2 separate regions of the Homo sapiens genome follow, and region 2 is linked to region 1. A link is a loop called in an ENCODE intact Hi-C map of the cell type or tissue named here. Cell type or tissue: IMR-90. All regions are shown on one strand.

Region 1 (8,000 bases):
CCCCTGCCCCTTGACTTCAGGGATACTACACTATTCCTGGTCTTCACATTTATCTTTTCATGACGCGTCTGTTCTTTTCCTGTGCCTTTTGCCTTCTCCAGTTGCCTCCCTGGGTACTTTTCCTGGAGCTGAGAGCCTGACTCTCTGAAATCTATGCTGACTCCCTCTAAGAAAGCATCCTTTCTCCTGATGGAAGGAAGGCTCTTTGCTGTGTCCTCTCTATTCGTGGAGCTGTCTTCTCACCGGAGCCCCGTTCCATTCTCTGCCCACTGCAGTCTCACTTGTCTGTCTTGCTCTCACCAAACCACACTGTTATTTTTCTGGCCTCCCAACCTTAGCCCCTTTCATAGTAAAAACAAAAGCATGTAACTAAGTGCTCAAATGGGTATTCCCTCCACAAATTTTCCTTCCTTTTCTTTTAAAATTATTTTCTCTAAAGTTTATTGCAATCCTAGAACTTAAGTTTCTCTTGCACCCCTCTTGCCATCACCGCCATGGCTGCACCCCTGATCCAGGTCTAAGACTGACCTTCTCACCTAGGAGGGACCTCTCTCTGGAGCCCTCCCAGCCTCCTCTCCTTCCAGTTCCCACAGCTGCTGATTTCAGGTTAGTCTTCCCTAGCTACTGCTGTTGTCACCTCACTCATTGGAAAACCTTCAACCACTCCTTATTTTCACCCGCACAGAGTCTAAAGTCATTAGTTTGACTTTCAGGATCCTTTGTAATCTCGGTATTTCTCTATGTAGGCCATCTTATTTCTTGCTACTCTTTAGCACTATTCTGCTTCAACACAGCCAGCCTCTTTACGCTTTCGAGAACATGCACGTATCAATTCCTATGCCTTTTTGAAAATGTTCACCTTGCCTGAATTCTCTCCTGACCTGAGTAAGTTTTCCCTCGCTCTATCAAGTCATTCTTGATCACACGAGTTTCATGAACTTTCTTTCCTTCTAAGCTTGCACATTGCTTCAAGCCTGCATCGAATGCATTCATTAGCGCTTAAATGCTGACTATCCTGAACTATGCATTCTTAATTTGCATGTGTCATCCCATAATTTTCTAATCAGACTTAAGCTCCTCATAAATACAAATCTTGCCATACTTTTTATTTTTCCCCTGAGAGTGCAGTAGTAAATACTGATTGATGCTACTTAACACTTGTAATCTGAACCTATATAACCTGATAGGTATAATAATTTAATATTAAAGTCATTAAAAATTGAACAGAAGTTTCTTGATTTACTTTTTTATTTTATTTATTTATTTATTTTTGAGACGGAGTCTTGCTCTGCTACCCAGGCTAGAGTGCAGTGGCGAGATCTCAGCTCACTGCAACCTCCACCTCCCGGGTTCAAGCGATTCTCCTGCCTCAGCCTCTGGAGCAGCTGGGACTACAGGCGCCCGCCGCCACACCCGGCTAATTTTTTGTGTCTTTAGTAGAAACAGGGTTTCACCATGTTGGCCAGGCTGGTCTCAAACTCCTGGCCTCAAGTGATCCTCCTGCCTCGGTGTCCCAAATTGCTGGAATTACAGGCATGAGCCACAGTGCCCAGCCTTTATTTACTTTTAATGGGATTTCAGAACCATTTTAATATCTAAACATAATGTGATAAGCAAATCTATAAGCCTAAGAAATAGACAAATTAAGAGGTGATTATTTGTGTCACTGACATTGTTTATTTTAGGATTTGCCAAAGGTCCTTTGAGTATCTCTCTCCAGAAAACCGACCTTCCTATAGATCGTCTTTTGCAAGACATTGATGAATAGGAGATTTAAATGCTAATGTTGGAAGCCAGTCACACAAAATATTTGAGTCACCCATATTAAAGATTAATTTGATATGAAGATAGAGCATCTATAATATTAAATGTAGCATCACTGAAGAAAAGGTCATTTTAAAAAGCAGTAGCACCTGTACTCAAAATTAGCAGGACTTCCTGTAACGATATAAACTGGAATACACTATATTAGAGTCTGGGATGAATAGACTCTGTTAAAAAAATAAAACAGCCTTACCTTTACATAATCATAAAGGCATCTTTGCCTAGTACTTGCTGCCTCCAGAGCAAATGTATTGAAGGTGAGGTGAATTACTTTGTTTACAGGTGCAATTATGATCCATACACAGTTTAAATTCTTGTCATACATTCCATTCGAATCAGAATCAGGAGAGGCAAAGGTATTATTCGAGCCTGTCAGATAACCACCACATCCTTGCTGAGGCCCTGCATTAAAACAAAGACATCACTATGCAGACCAAACAGAACCGACCTTACATTGTACATGGAGGGTTTTTAAAAAGAACATAGTTTCCATTTTCTGTCACACTCTGAGAACATGATCAGATCATTCCCTCCTGGGCTCCCTCCTTTCCTCCCTCCCTCTTTTCTTTTCTTTCTTCCTTCCCCCCACCCGCCCCATCTCTCCCTCCTTCCCTCCCTCTATCTTTCCCTCCCTCACTCTATCTTTCCCTCCCTCCCTCTATCTTTCCTTCCCTCCATCTTTCCCTCCCTCCCTCTATCTTTCCCTCCCTCACTCTGTCTTTCCCTCCCTCACTCTCTTTCCCTCTCTCCCTCCATCTTTCCCTCCCTCCCTCTATATTTCCCTCCCTCACTCTGTCTTTCCCTCCCTCACTCTCTTTCCCTCTCTCCCTCTATCTTTCCCTCCCTCCATCTTTCCCTCCCTGACTCTATCTTTCCCTCCCTCCCTCTATCTTTCCCTCCCTCCATCTTTCCCTCCCTCAATCTTTCCCTCCCTCCCTCTATCTTTCCCTCCCTCCCTCTATCTTTGCCTCCCTCACTCTATCTTTCCCTCCCTCCCTCTATCTTTCCCTCCCTCCATCTTTCCCTCCCTCCATCATCTTTCCCTCCCTCCCTCTATCTTTCCCTCCCTCCCTCCATCTTTCCCTCCCTCCATCTTTCCCTCCCTCACTCTATCTTTCCCTCCCTCCCTCTATCTTTCCCTCCCTCCCTCCCTCTATCTTTCCCTTCCTCACTCTATCTTTCCCTCCCTCCATCTTTCCATCCCTCCCTCTATCTTTCCCTCCCTCCCTCCATCTTTCCCTTCCTCACTCTATCTTTCCCTCCCTCCATCTTTCCATCCCTCCCTCCATCTTTCCCTCCCTCCCTCTATCTTTCCCTCCCTCCCTCTATCTTTGCCTCCCTCACTCTATCTTTCCCTCCCTCCATCTTTCCCTCCCTCACTCTATCTTTCCATCCCTCCCTCTATCTTTCCCTCCCTCCCTCCCTCTATCTTTCCCTCCCTCACTCTATCTTTGCCTCCCTCAGTCTATCTTTCCCTTCCTCACTCTATCTTTGCCTCCCTCGCTCTTTGCTTCCATAGCAGAGCCTTCAGGTGTCTCCTTCTTATTCACGGAGTTGCTGAAAGAAGTGGGAAAACACATAGGGTTCTACAGACGTTTTTGGGATTGCTGATGTGATTTATTGAAGATTTTCCTGGCCTTGAAAAATCCAGTTTTATACAAAATCAAGTACTTTGCATAATAAAGCTGGTGGAAAATGTGCATATGTTTTACTTTTATGTTCCGCTTTCATGAACACTGTCAGACTGAAAACTGAATTTATGAAGAATTTACCCAACAAACCAAGAAAATTGCTGCCAACAAATCTTTTATTTACACAGTGTGATAGAAAGAGGCTGAGAGGCATTTAACACTGCAGTCCAGTTTATATTCAGCCACACTCTATATTTAACTTTTTCTTTTCCAAAACATGAGAAGCTAAAGGAAAAAATCTTTATAGAAGAAAAAGGCCTTCTTTCAGATAAAAATTTTATAATTCAGAATAAAAATACAAAGGAGAGATAAAGAATAATCTCAAGATGATTAAACGGTCTACCATAAAAGAATACAAAAAAACAATCCTCAGAACATAAGATTTAGTTTTGTCTACTCCATGGCCTAAGCAGACAGCTCAGAAATGATTTAAGAAGAGCATAAAGGGATGAACAATTTATTGACAATTTTGAAAGAAATGGTGAAATAAGCTCAAAATAGCCCTAGTAGGAACAGGGATTAAACTGGTGCTGAAATTAATGTCTATAAAGCTTGTATTCTACACAAATATAGGTCATGGCTAGTTCCAAAGTTAAACTTCGCTGGGATTGGCCTTCAGTCTATTTTTCTCATTCCATTTTCTGCTCACGGTGAAAAGACTGCTTTCAACATTAGGGGGTGCTAAGATTTTGTACTTGGACCTTGGCAGTAAACATGAACAATGGTGGCTCTCCTGAACCCTGTCTGTAAATCCAATGGATAGATAGCAAACGTGCAGGGTGATTTTTGTTACAGGCACATTACTTAGTAGGTCAGGCTTGGCCTGTCCATAGCTTCTAAGTCAGGCGAAACTATAGAGTATTTGCATAGTCAGACATTTCCCAAAGTTGAAATGCTTCCAAAGGCCCAGTCCCTGATATATTCACAGAGGTCATATAGGACAAAATTATTCTGAAACGTAAGCAATACGCAGTGCTTCACCACATGTTGCTAATGATTCTGCTAATCTGAAATGGGCCTGCAAACTCAAGAGAGGGTTGGAGTTTGTGGAGTTTGAGCAGCTTTGATTCCAGTGTGAACTGACTGTTACTTAAGGAAACCACTTAAGCTTATTGGCATGCGTAGCACAGAAGAACGATGACTGAGGGTATGAATGGATTGATAAATTTATTTATTACATATTGTTTCAATATTCAAGAAAGTATATTTAGTATTTAAGTAGAAAAAGATAAGTGATAGTCCATTAGTAGTAAGACATAGATAAATAATGATGACGCAATTTAGAAAATGATAGGTTCAGTAAAAGAGGCAGAAACGTCTTACAGTTTTGCAAAAAGATGAAGATTACTTTGGGCTATGAGGATCTCAACTGTTCCAAGGAGGAGGTGATTTGGATCTGGGTCTTGAAGCATAAATAGAATAAAACCATGTAGAAATGGAATTGGCATTGGCAATTCCAGCCTGAAAGAATCTCTTGATCCAAGGCTAAATGGGCAAGAATTTACATTATATGCATGGGCAAGCATAACTCTGAGAAAAGAATAGGGCACATGAAGGAGAATAATGAGAATTAGGATTGGGAAAACAGGATGGGGTCTTCTACAGAGGGCCTTCAATGCTGGATTATACAGAGTTTGGCTGTCAGACTGTGTTCTTTGGCTAATGGGATTCAGTTGAAAGATTTTTAATCAAATAAGTGGTAGAATCAGGATGCACTTGCTAATCAAGTCTGATCTAAAAATTGATCCAGAACCAGCATTTTACATGCAAGGGAACGAGACTGAAGGAGATGAGACCAGGTGAAAGGACATTGCTGTGGTGAGGGCTGCAGGTAGGAGCACTGAAGAGTTGGAGGTAGGTAGACAGGAAAATGCTGTTGCTGGGCATTATTCTATTAATCATCAGCTTCAAAAACTAAATGTTATTTTTAAACATTCAAGCTATATTTATCACTACTTGTTTATTAACTGTTACTAATAAGTTCATAAGGGCAAGATGGCAATTGTACTTGGGCCCAGTGAATGCCATTACACACACTTATTATGTAGTACTACTGCTATGACTAATGCCATAAAGCAGCACACCCACATTCCAGGGAACCCCAGAACAAGCATCCTTAAATCACTGATGTGTTTGCCATGGATTGAGTGGTAAATTGGCTGATCCATCCTCCCTCCTTTCCTTCCTTCCTTCCTTCCTTCCTCCCTCCCTCCCTCCCTTCCTCTCTTCCTCCCTCACTCCTTCTTTTTTCTTCCTTTCCTTTCCTTTTTTCTCTCTCTCTCTTTCTCTCTCTCTCTTTCTCTCTATCTCTCTTCCCCTCCCCTCCCCTCCTCTCTCCTCCCCTCCCCTCCCCTCCCTCCCTCCTTCCCTTCCTTCCTTCCTTCCTTCCTTTCTTCTAGATGAGGACTTGCTATGATGCCCAGGCTGGTCTCGTATTCTTGGGGTCAAGCAAATCCTTCCACCTCAGCCTCTTGAATAGCTGGGATTACAGGTGCATGCCACCATGCCCAGCTTAACTGGCTGATTTTTAATTCTTCAGTATCTCTCTTTGCACTGCACTAAAATGGAGAGTATATTTTTCTGTGCACTTGATGTTAGGCTTAGCCCTACGACTTGCTTTAGAATGAGTGTTAGTGGTCATGAAGCAGCCAGAGGCCTTAAACGTGCTTACGTTTTGTTCTTGTTTTTATTGTTGTCTAGGACTTTGTGCTCCTGTGATCCACTAAGATATCATGTGCTGAGTAACTGCTGGTTCAAAGAAAAAGTGGATTCATGTGGAGCAGACTTGAACCCAGACTCAACTTTACAGCCAACTACAGCCAACCCGCAGCTTGGAACGGAGGCAGGCAAGCTAGTCCGTGGACCCATAAGTGATAAAAACAAATGCTTTCATTATAAGACACTGAATTTTGGATGGTTTGTTAAGTAGCACTGTCATGGTAATAGCAGACTAATACACACAACTAATATTAATAGCTTGTTTGAGCTATCAAACTATAATAGAGCTCATTGTTCAATTCACAAAATATACACACAGAATAAAGAACATGGAGAAAAATATCATGAGATAATCCTGGCCAAAATAATCAAATATTTGAAGTGAATATCATATTACATGAGTGAACAGTTATTTGTGTAGTGCAGGGAATAGCAATTGCTCTAATTCCCCCTCTTTAGTGCTTAAATATAGCAAAACTGCTCCATGCAAAATGAAATGTAAGTGTATATGTCTTTGAGAAAACGTAATGATCAATATTAACAAAAGAAGGGTTCTTTCCCAAAAGGAGCTATTGCCACATTGCTCTTTCTGTGTTTCAATGGTGGGGGAATATAAACAAGGGCGACCTCTGTGACTATGCAATAGAGTCCCACGCATCAGAAAGTCATATATATTTACCATACTGATATTTTGAAATTGCATTTTTTAATGTATAAGCCATCTTAACCTTGATATGTTTAGCATCACCAATCCATCATTTCCTCATTACTACACATTTTGGGGCCACCTAGACAGCTCTCATCCATCAGCACCTGCCTCATCAATCAGGTGTGTCAGTCACTCTCTGATGACACACCCTGCGTCCAAGAACAAACGTCACTCTTTCTTCCCTGAATTGGAAATATCTCTCTCACACAAAAGAGCCATTTCTTCAGAGAAAATACATGTTTTGGCTAAAGAAATATTGGAAATATAACCCCATAATAAGGAGTGAGATCCAGGTCTAAATCTACTTAATTAAAAATCGGTAACCGAATCCTGAATTATTACCTTCCAATGACTAAACCTCAGAGTGAAGCTTAAGCCAAGATCAATCTGATAAGGGAAAAAATAGTTACATTCTCTTGGATAAAACATCTCGAAGGCTTCAGTGGAGTTAGATACATTTTTAAATCATTATTTGGAGAATTGACATTTTTGTGGCTCACATTCTATACGGCTGACATTTTCCTGAGGTTGTCTGGATAGTATCTCTGCCTGTCTCTGGTTGACCACTACTGAGAAGGTGCACAGTGTGCTGTACGAGCAGATACAGACTGGCTTGACTTCAGGCCCTCTCCTGTTTCCAGCAAGCCATCTGTGGCTTTAGGCTGCAGCTGAAGGAAGCTTTACTGGAAACTACAGGAAGCAGAATACAAAGACATTTAAAGCTGGTGCCTTAGGGAAATTCGAGCACACCTAGACAGCTTCCTTTCTACCACCCAGGGATGCAGGGCTAGAAATGCATTATCCTTTTTTGGAATCAGCCTTACTGTAATTTATAAAGCTGCAGATACACAATTGCTCCAAAGCAGTGTATTCATGTAAAAACATTCTACTAGGTTTCAGACGAACCTGTTTTGTCTTTTTCTCTAAAAGTAAACAGTGTTTATTATTTTACTCCCTAATCTCCAATGTGTACAATACTTCAGGTATAATATTTATGTTTTACAAGAAAAAAGTTAGTAGTTTTTGTAATGAGGTTTTTTATTGTTTTGTTTGTTTTT
Region 2 (8,000 bases), 160 kb after region 1:
TGTTTCTCACCTTTTGTTCATTATCAGCCCCCTAAGGAGATTGTTCGGACATTTTTTTCCAAATTCTCAACCATGAAAATTTAATACCACAAGTATATTGCATATCTGTTATGTACTGTATATCTTTATGCTTTATACATTAAAGAGTAAGAATTTCTTAATCCCCCTACCAAGAGCCAATTTTACCTCCTTGGAGTTGATACTGCCCCAATGGAGAATGCAGAGAATGTGTGGTCTAGCTGAAGGACTTGCTCTTTGCAAAACTTTTGTGCCCTCACACCTTGCTGCTTCTACTTAGAAAAGCCTTCCTCTCCCAGATATTTGTCTGATCAATTCTTGCCCATTCTTTAAAACTCAGTTCAAATGTCAAAGCTGCCTGGAGGTCTCTTTGAACTTCCGCAGGCTGTCCTAGCTATTTTTTTCTGTGTTCCCATGGCGTCCTGGATTATGTATATATTTCTACACTTGGTTTACCTGCCTTGCCTACTCTATGACTAACTCCCCAAAGTCAAGAATGTGATCTCCTTCCTTTCTGGTATGGGCTGAATTGTATCTCTGCCAAAATTCATATGTTGAAGTTCTAACTCCCAGACCTCAGAATGTGACTGTCCTCGGGGATAGGGCCTTTAAAAAGAGGCAATTAAGTTAAAATGAAGCTGAATGGACTGTAATCCAATCTGACTGGTGTCCTTATAAGGAGCAAATTTGGACACACAGAGCTATCAGGATGAACACACACAGAGAAAACACCATGTGAGGACACAGGGAAAAGGCAGCATCCGCAAGCCAAGGAGAGAGGCCTCAGGAGAAACCAACCCTGCCGACACCTTGACCTTGGACTTCCAGCCTCCAGGAGACAGCACACTTCTGCTGCTTAAGCCTCCCAATCTGTGGCATTTTTGTTACGACAGCCCAAGCAAATTAATACTCTCTATATTTAGACAACAAGCCCAAAATATGTGCTGGATGGTTGGTTGAATGAATGAAAAACTTCTTCTCAAAAAATATCTGCTGGCAGAGGTTATGTGTAATTGACATGTAAATAATCATGTAATTAACATGATTCACAGTTGTAGCTGCCTGTTCATTATAGGCTGGGTCCAGCAGATCTTCTCCTAGAGCCCAGCTTACTCACCCTCACACCCTAAGGCATTTTCTCTCACACAAGACAAGTGGATAACAGAATTACAAAAGATAAAACCTTTGTCTTTAAAGGGTGAACCTCCCAGAAATCGTACTACATGTACTCTAAGTCACAAAAGGAATAAAATTTTTGAATGAGAAGGAATTCCCCCGAAAGACCAGTGATAAACAAAGGCTAATGAAAGACCACTCGAGAGAAAGAGACCTGGAGCAAAGATCTAACTTTAAGAGAAACACTGCCGACCTCATGGCGGTTTTCTGCCAGTGCTCTAAAGATGTTTTTTAAAAGCCCTTTGGTACAGTGCCTCATGCCCACAGGTAGTCAAGAAGGCACTGGCTTACATCCAAACCGAGCCAGTCATAAAAGATGTTGACACGGTTTTTAAAATGTTCTCTTCTAATTTCTGAAACTTCTCAAGGCTTGAGAAATCTCCTTAATAGCTAAAAGGAAGATAAAATGGACCCAGCCCCCATTTGAGAGGCTGATGTCATCTATCTTCCCAAAGAAAAGGCCACTTTTTCCTTTGTGGAAATCCTGGGTGACATCACCTCCTGATCACATGCCCCTTAGCCCTGCTCCTGCAAGCTCCCAGCTGAAGGGTTCGCTCCCTTTGCAAATGTCACTCTCTCGCTCACAAAGCTCCTTGACCTTGTTTGTATGCTGGATTCCATCACTAAGTGAAAGAAGGCTTCTGGGAGCAACGACCAGAAGAGGCGAGGGGGTCTGTGCAGCTGGTTGGGAGGCCACTTTTCACACAGCCTGCGGAAACTTCTGTATTCCCCACCCCTATCCCCCACCCCCTCCCCCTGCAACCCAGATGGAGGCCTCCAAGGCTGAATTCAGCCGCTGGACAATGCTGTCAAGGCTGAATACCATGAACCGATTAGAGACAGGGCAACTGTGGCCATTTCTTTATTTCCAGGGTGGGGCCCTCTTTGAGGACCCGCATAAAAGGCCCTGCAATGTTACTTTGTCTCATGTCTGCATGGCCATGTTCAGAAAGAGCCCACAGATAAAGCCTCGTTGTAGATCCGTTTTCTTAAAGCCAATAGAAGGTTTGTGTCGTTCACAAAGAAGCATATTTTGTAAATGCGTTTGTGTATGAACTGGGGAAATGAATGAAGTGTGTAGGAACTCTTCCTCAGAAGCAGTGCTCAGGAAATGATGTCGCTGCCAAGTTTGAACTCTCTGCTTGGTGTTTGGAGATCGTACTGCACAGTTTAGAAAAGAGTCCAGTGGGGAGGGTGGGGCAGGGGGAAGGGATTGCAAGGTGATAGGATTCTGAGGAAAAGAGGCTAGGAGTTTAAAGCCACTTGACCTGGCCAGGGCACGAAGAGCAACTCCAGGACCAGCGTTAGCGGGGCTGTCCTGAGCCCTCCACCTGATTCTGAGAACATCCCTTGCGGGGCTGTGCAAGGAGAAGCCTTTCTAATTATTTTCCTTCTGATATGTTACACACACTCACACAAATGCATTTAAGAATGTTATGACCAGCTCAGTGGCTCATGCCTGTAATCCCAGCATTTTGAGAGGCCGAAGCAAGCAAATTGCTTAGCTCAGGAGTTTGAGACCAGCCTGGAAAACAGAGAAACCCTATCTCTACAAAAAATACAAAAGTTAACTGGGTGAAGTGGTGCACCCCTGTAGTCCCAGCTACTCAAGAGGATGAGGTGGGAGGATCACCTTATCAAAAGGCTGAGGCTGCAGTGAGCTGAGATTGCGCCACTGCACTCTAGCCTGGGAAATAGAATGACACCTCGTCTCAAAAAAAAAATTACAATTACACTTGAGCATTGAGAGTAATTTTTACATTTATTTAGCCCCATGGCTGTAGAGTCCCTGCCCGTGTGTGGTGTGTGTGTGTGTGTGTGTGTGTGTGTGGTGTGTCTCTTGAGCACTGAGAGTAATTTTTACATTTATTTAGTCCTGTGGCTGTAGAGTCCCTCCCCGTGTGTGTGTGTGTGTGTGGTGTGTGTGTGTGTCTTGAGCATTGAGAGTAATTTTTAAATTTATTTTGGCCCCATGGCTGCAGAATCCCTGCTCGTGTGTGTGTGTGTGTGTGTGTGTGTGTGTGTGTGCGCGCTTAGCCACATTATGTGCTTAGCTCTGCAGCCACCTTGGCAGCGCTGTTTCTCTTCGACTCAGTTCCATCCTCTTGACTTCTCAGGTCCCTCGGGCTCTCCCCACTCCCTCCTATCACAGGGTCTTTCTTCTACCTGGAATCCTTTTCCTTATCCTGCTTGCCTAGTTAACTCCTGCTTATTTTTTAGGTTTTGGTTCAGAGGTCTCATTTGCGTGGAGATCATCCCTGACCTCCTGCTGGGCCCAAGTCAGATGCCCTGTGTGTGCCCGCTTGGCACTACTCATGGTTTTGATTTTCTATTTATTTAAGTGTGTTTTTGCGTGATGTCTGCTTCTCCCACCTAGCCTAGCTCTGTAGAGTAGAAACCAGGCCTGCTGGTCTGAGTCACTCTGTGTCCCCCGTCTCAGCACAGTACCTGGCACAAAAGACATCCTTAGTGTCTGTGGAATGAACAAATGCGTGAATGATACATCATGATTTACGTCTTGCATTTAACTCCAATGGATCAAAAATGGCGGGACCTCTCCCATGGAAGAGCTCGCCCTCTCTGTGGGCTCCCCTTCTCAGGTTATCTCAAACTAAAGACCTACTTCAGATGCAGAGTATTGAACTCTGTGTACCTGTGGCATTGCATACCTGTAGAATATGATAGTCAATTTTGCACAGATCTAAATGACTAAAAATTCCTTTCCAGAAGTTTCCTCCCAAGTATAATTTACATATTGTGAGCAGCACAGAGTTAAAAAACAATTTTATATTTCGGTTCTGGTCCCAGCTGGCAACATTTTGTTGCATAACTCTGGCTCCAAGTTTCCAGCAACTGGGAGAAAGTTTTGAAATAGTAAACAGGAAAGCAGAATAGACAGAGGGTGCCTTTGACTCTCCCAAAGGAAGACAGATTCCAAGTAGAACTGGTAGAAAAAAATGTTCCCAACATAAAACTCAGAGATTTCACCAGAATATTCAGCACATTGGCTGGAAGAGCCCATTGATACAGTAATCTGGGCACAGCCTGCCATGACCGTTCAATCAAGCTCCTTAGAGTGGCCTTGGGCTAGTAAGGCTAGAACAGCCTGGAGGGGAGAGGAAGCAGCCACTTAGGAGAAAGTAATCAGCAAAATCACTGCCCTCCCAAACTCTCCATCCTGACTGTACGGATGAATCACTTAAGGAGCATTTAGAAATTAGCAATAGTCAGGGCCCCACTGCAGACCAACTGAATCCTGTCTCTGGATATTGGAACCCAGGCATGGGCACTTTTTAAAACTCCCAGGCAATTCCAATGGTGCATCTAGGACTGAGAACACTCTCCAGGGCCCTGAGCCCAGGCTTCCTGGTTAACATTTCTTACCTTCTACACTTCTGTCCCTGGGGGAAAGTTCTCTCTGCTTTAGATCTTGCTATTATCCTACTGTCATTAAAACAAACAGTACAATGTGCCCTTTCAACATCTCAGAAGGATTCTCCAGTCTCTAGGGATACTGTCTTTCTACCATCTCATTTCTCCAGTCTCAACACTTGCTCTCACCTTGTTCCTCAGAGCGGTCCATAGAGCAGCACCAGCAGCATTACCCGGGAGCTTGTTAGAAATGCAGATTCACGGGCCTTGCCCCAGACCCCATCCTCTATCCAACAAGATCCCCAGGGTTCATGTGCACAGGAGCATCTGGGTAGCACGTATGCTCTGGAGAATGCCCCAGCCCTTGAAATTCTGGGCCATTTCCCAGGATTCTCCTGACCTTTCTGTCTCTTTTCACACTGTCTCTAGTTAGAATCATGTGTTTCAGAATCACGGAATACTACAGATCATCTGTATTATAGAGATGAATCAATCCAATCCCTGCATTTAACGGATCCATGAGTTGACTTAGGTTGAATCTACCCACTTGGGCCAGGTGCAGTGGCTCACACCTGTAATCCCATCACTTTGGGAGGCCAAGGCAGGAGGACTGCTTGAGCTCAGAAGTTCAAGATCAGACTGGGCAACATAGCAAGACCTCAACTCTACTAAAAAAAAAAAAATGCCAGGTGCAGTGGTACACACCTGTAGTCTCAGCTACTCAAGAGGCTGAAGTGAGAGAATCACTTAAGCCTCAGAGCTCAAGGCTCCAGTGAGCTATGACCAGGACACTGCACTCCAGTTTGGATGACAGAGCAAGATCCTATCTTGATAAATAAATAAATAAATATATAAATATCTACTCACTTGATGAAGAGGAAGGTCCAGAACTTCTACAAGCTTAGTTATCACAACTCATTTACTTTGGGAATTCCTAATGTACGTTTCAAGCTGCAAGTAGCTCTGTGGATGACCACTGACTATTTTTAAATACTGAAAGCCCCATACATATTTTAACAGACATACACTCAGAGCCCAGTTTATAATCTCAGAACGCCTAGCACTCCTAAGTGTATAATAGGGCTATTCAGTTATAAGTAGCTCTGACATTCCTATAATGAGTGCACCAGAATGTGAACAATGTTAAGAGTCAACCACTGCACACATTCATGTGTGCTCAGCTAGAGCTCAGCCCTGATTTTGACAGCAGGGCCACAGCTTAGATGTCTATGCTTGGTTCCTGGTATAATCTTGGAACTCCACTTCTCTTTCCAGTTGATTGAAATACACCAATGAGCTCTAGCATCATGGTTGAGAACTACTGCTATGAGACCCACAAGCACTACATGTTCCAGGGCTAGATCACTCTAAGACAGTAGTGTGTCTGGAATTTATTCCTTCTGGTGGGTTCTTGGTCTCGCTGATTTCAAGAATGAAGCCACGGACCCTCACAGTGAGTGTTACAGTTCTTAAAGATGGTGTGTCCAGAGTTTGTTCAGATGTTCAGATGTGTCCGCAGTTTCGTCCTTCCAGTGGGTTCGTGGTCTCGCTGACTTTAGGAGTGAAGCTGCAGACCTTCACCATGAGTGTTACGGCCCTTAAAGGTAGTGCGGAGTTATTTGTTCCTCCCGGTGGGTTCGTGGTCTTGCTGACTTCAGGAATGAAGCCGCAAACCTTCACAGTGAGTGTTACAGCTCATAAAGGTAGTGTGAACCCAGAGTGAGCAGCAGCAAGATTTATTGTGAAGAGTGAGAGAACAAAGCTTCCACAGCGTGGAAGGGGACCCGAGCAGGTTGCCGCTGCTAGCTCGGGTGGCCAGCTTTTATTCCCTTATTTGGCCCTGCCCACGTCCTGCTGATTGGTCCATTTTACAGAGCACTGATTGGTCCATTTTACAGAGCGCAGATTGGTCCATTTTTACAGAGTGCTGATCGGTGCGTTTACAAACCTTTAGTTAGACACAGAGCGCAGATTGGTGTGTTTTTACAAAGTGCTGATTGGTGCATTTACAAACCTTTAGCTAGACACAGAGCGCTGATTGGTGCATTTACAAACCTTTAGCTAGACAGAAAAGTTCTCCAAGTCCCCACCTGACCCAGAAGCTCAGCTGGCTTCACCTCTTAATCCCCCCTCTAAACAGGACACCCCAACTGCTGCTGGGAATTGGGTGATGACCACTCTAGCTACTTCCCGCTGGATAGGGGCAAAGAAGGGGCCCTGAAGTTGTAGTGTCCTCCAGAGGGGAACTCTTTAGGCTAATGAAAGGGCCAGTGGGTCGGTCCAGGGGTCCTTGATAGAAGTTGTTAGTTGAGCTCATTTGGGGTTCCATTTGTAAGACCATCTGTAGCCTGATGGCCTTGATTCTAGAGGAAACAAATTTGACAAGGAGGTTAAAAATACAGGGCCCGAAGGCAAGTAATAGCAAGATGGCTGCCATGGGACCTAGAAAGGGGAGAAGCCATATTGCCCAACTCCAGAGGTTGGTATAAGAGTTTGAAAGGCATTGTCTGATATCAGAAGCTTTTTCCTGTAAATGCTGCGTGGCATCTCGTACTATCCCTGACTGGTTAGTGTAAAAGCAACACTCTTTCCCAAAGAAGGTGCAAAGTCCTCCTTTCTCAGCAGTGAGGAGGGTCTAGGCCTCAGCAGTTTTGGAGAGTCACTGCTGCCGAAGAGTCTATTTGGGATTGTAGTTACTATCCTTACTGGACAGATTTTGTTATTTCTTGCAAACTGTCTGAGAAATGCTTTGAGAGTGTGTGGTAGTAGGATAATGCATGTTACACTGTTAACTTTTAGCAAACTCTACGTTAGTAGAAAACCTTGTAAGTTTGGGATTTTAATTTTTCTTTGCTATTAATAAAACCTCATTCCATCCATATTAACTTAGAATTGGTATAGATGGCTCCTTCCTGATTCTGTAAGTACTTTAAGATTTGGCTGAGTGAAAACAACTTGCACATTTGAGCAGACCAATTATTGGGCAATTTTCCTAACTCTGCTTCCATAAGAGTTTCCTGAATACCCATTGTGTCTTTTTCCTTAATCACCTGGGAGGAACCATCTATATCCTGTCCTGAAGGGAGCTCCTCCTATGTCTGGTGGGACCTTTGTATGGTAATTAAGATTTAGATCCCCTGTTAGGAAACTTGCTGGGTTAAGGATGTTTGATAGGAATGCTATGGGTTGTCAGTGGCCTCAGTGCTTTCAGGTTATGCCCTTGTTTACACTGACAACAAGGTGGTATTGGAGTGTTACAGAGTTACAGAGAAGACCTTCAATTATCTATTATAGGTTTTAAATTTACCCTGGCTTTTAAAGGAATAGGGTACACTGTTTTTTCTTTACTACTTCTATCCCTTTCTCTCTCTTTGACTCCTTTGTCTCTTCCTCTCTTTCCTTCTCTGACTTTGTCTGTCTCTTCCTCTCTCTCT

Evidence for each region. A loop is a pair of places that touch in the nucleus more often than their neighbours do. Peaks named below come from ENCODE experiments on the same cell type or tissue, not always from the same donor. Only the 100,000 strongest peaks of a DNase experiment are listed, where the experiment ranks them.
Region 2: it touches region 1 in a loop (3-fold over the local background); 9 of 110 quality-filtered maps call a loop at or near these places.

Annotation. Positions count from the first base shown.
Region 1 is chr10:16,849,218-16,857,217 of GRCh38, forward strand. CUBN (cubilin) reads right to left here. Exons shown (of 67, transcript NM_001081.4): 60 at 2,018-2,226. Among named protein-coding and RNA genes, the nearest start is that of RSU1, 36 kb to the left of the region's middle. RefSeq lists a silencer at 7,029-7,229. In IMR-90, a CTCF peak has its summit at 4,188; a DNase peak (open chromatin) is centred at 4,214.
Region 2 is chr10:17,005,243-17,013,242 of GRCh38, forward strand. The region is part of intron 28 of CUBN (cubilin); the gene reads right to left. Among named protein-coding and RNA genes, the nearest start is that of CUBN, 120 kb to the right of the region's middle. RefSeq lists an enhancer at 1,588-1,882. In IMR-90, no CTCF peak of the experiment used is centred here; a DNase peak (open chromatin) is centred at 4,359; H3K27ac peaks cover 2,100 bases.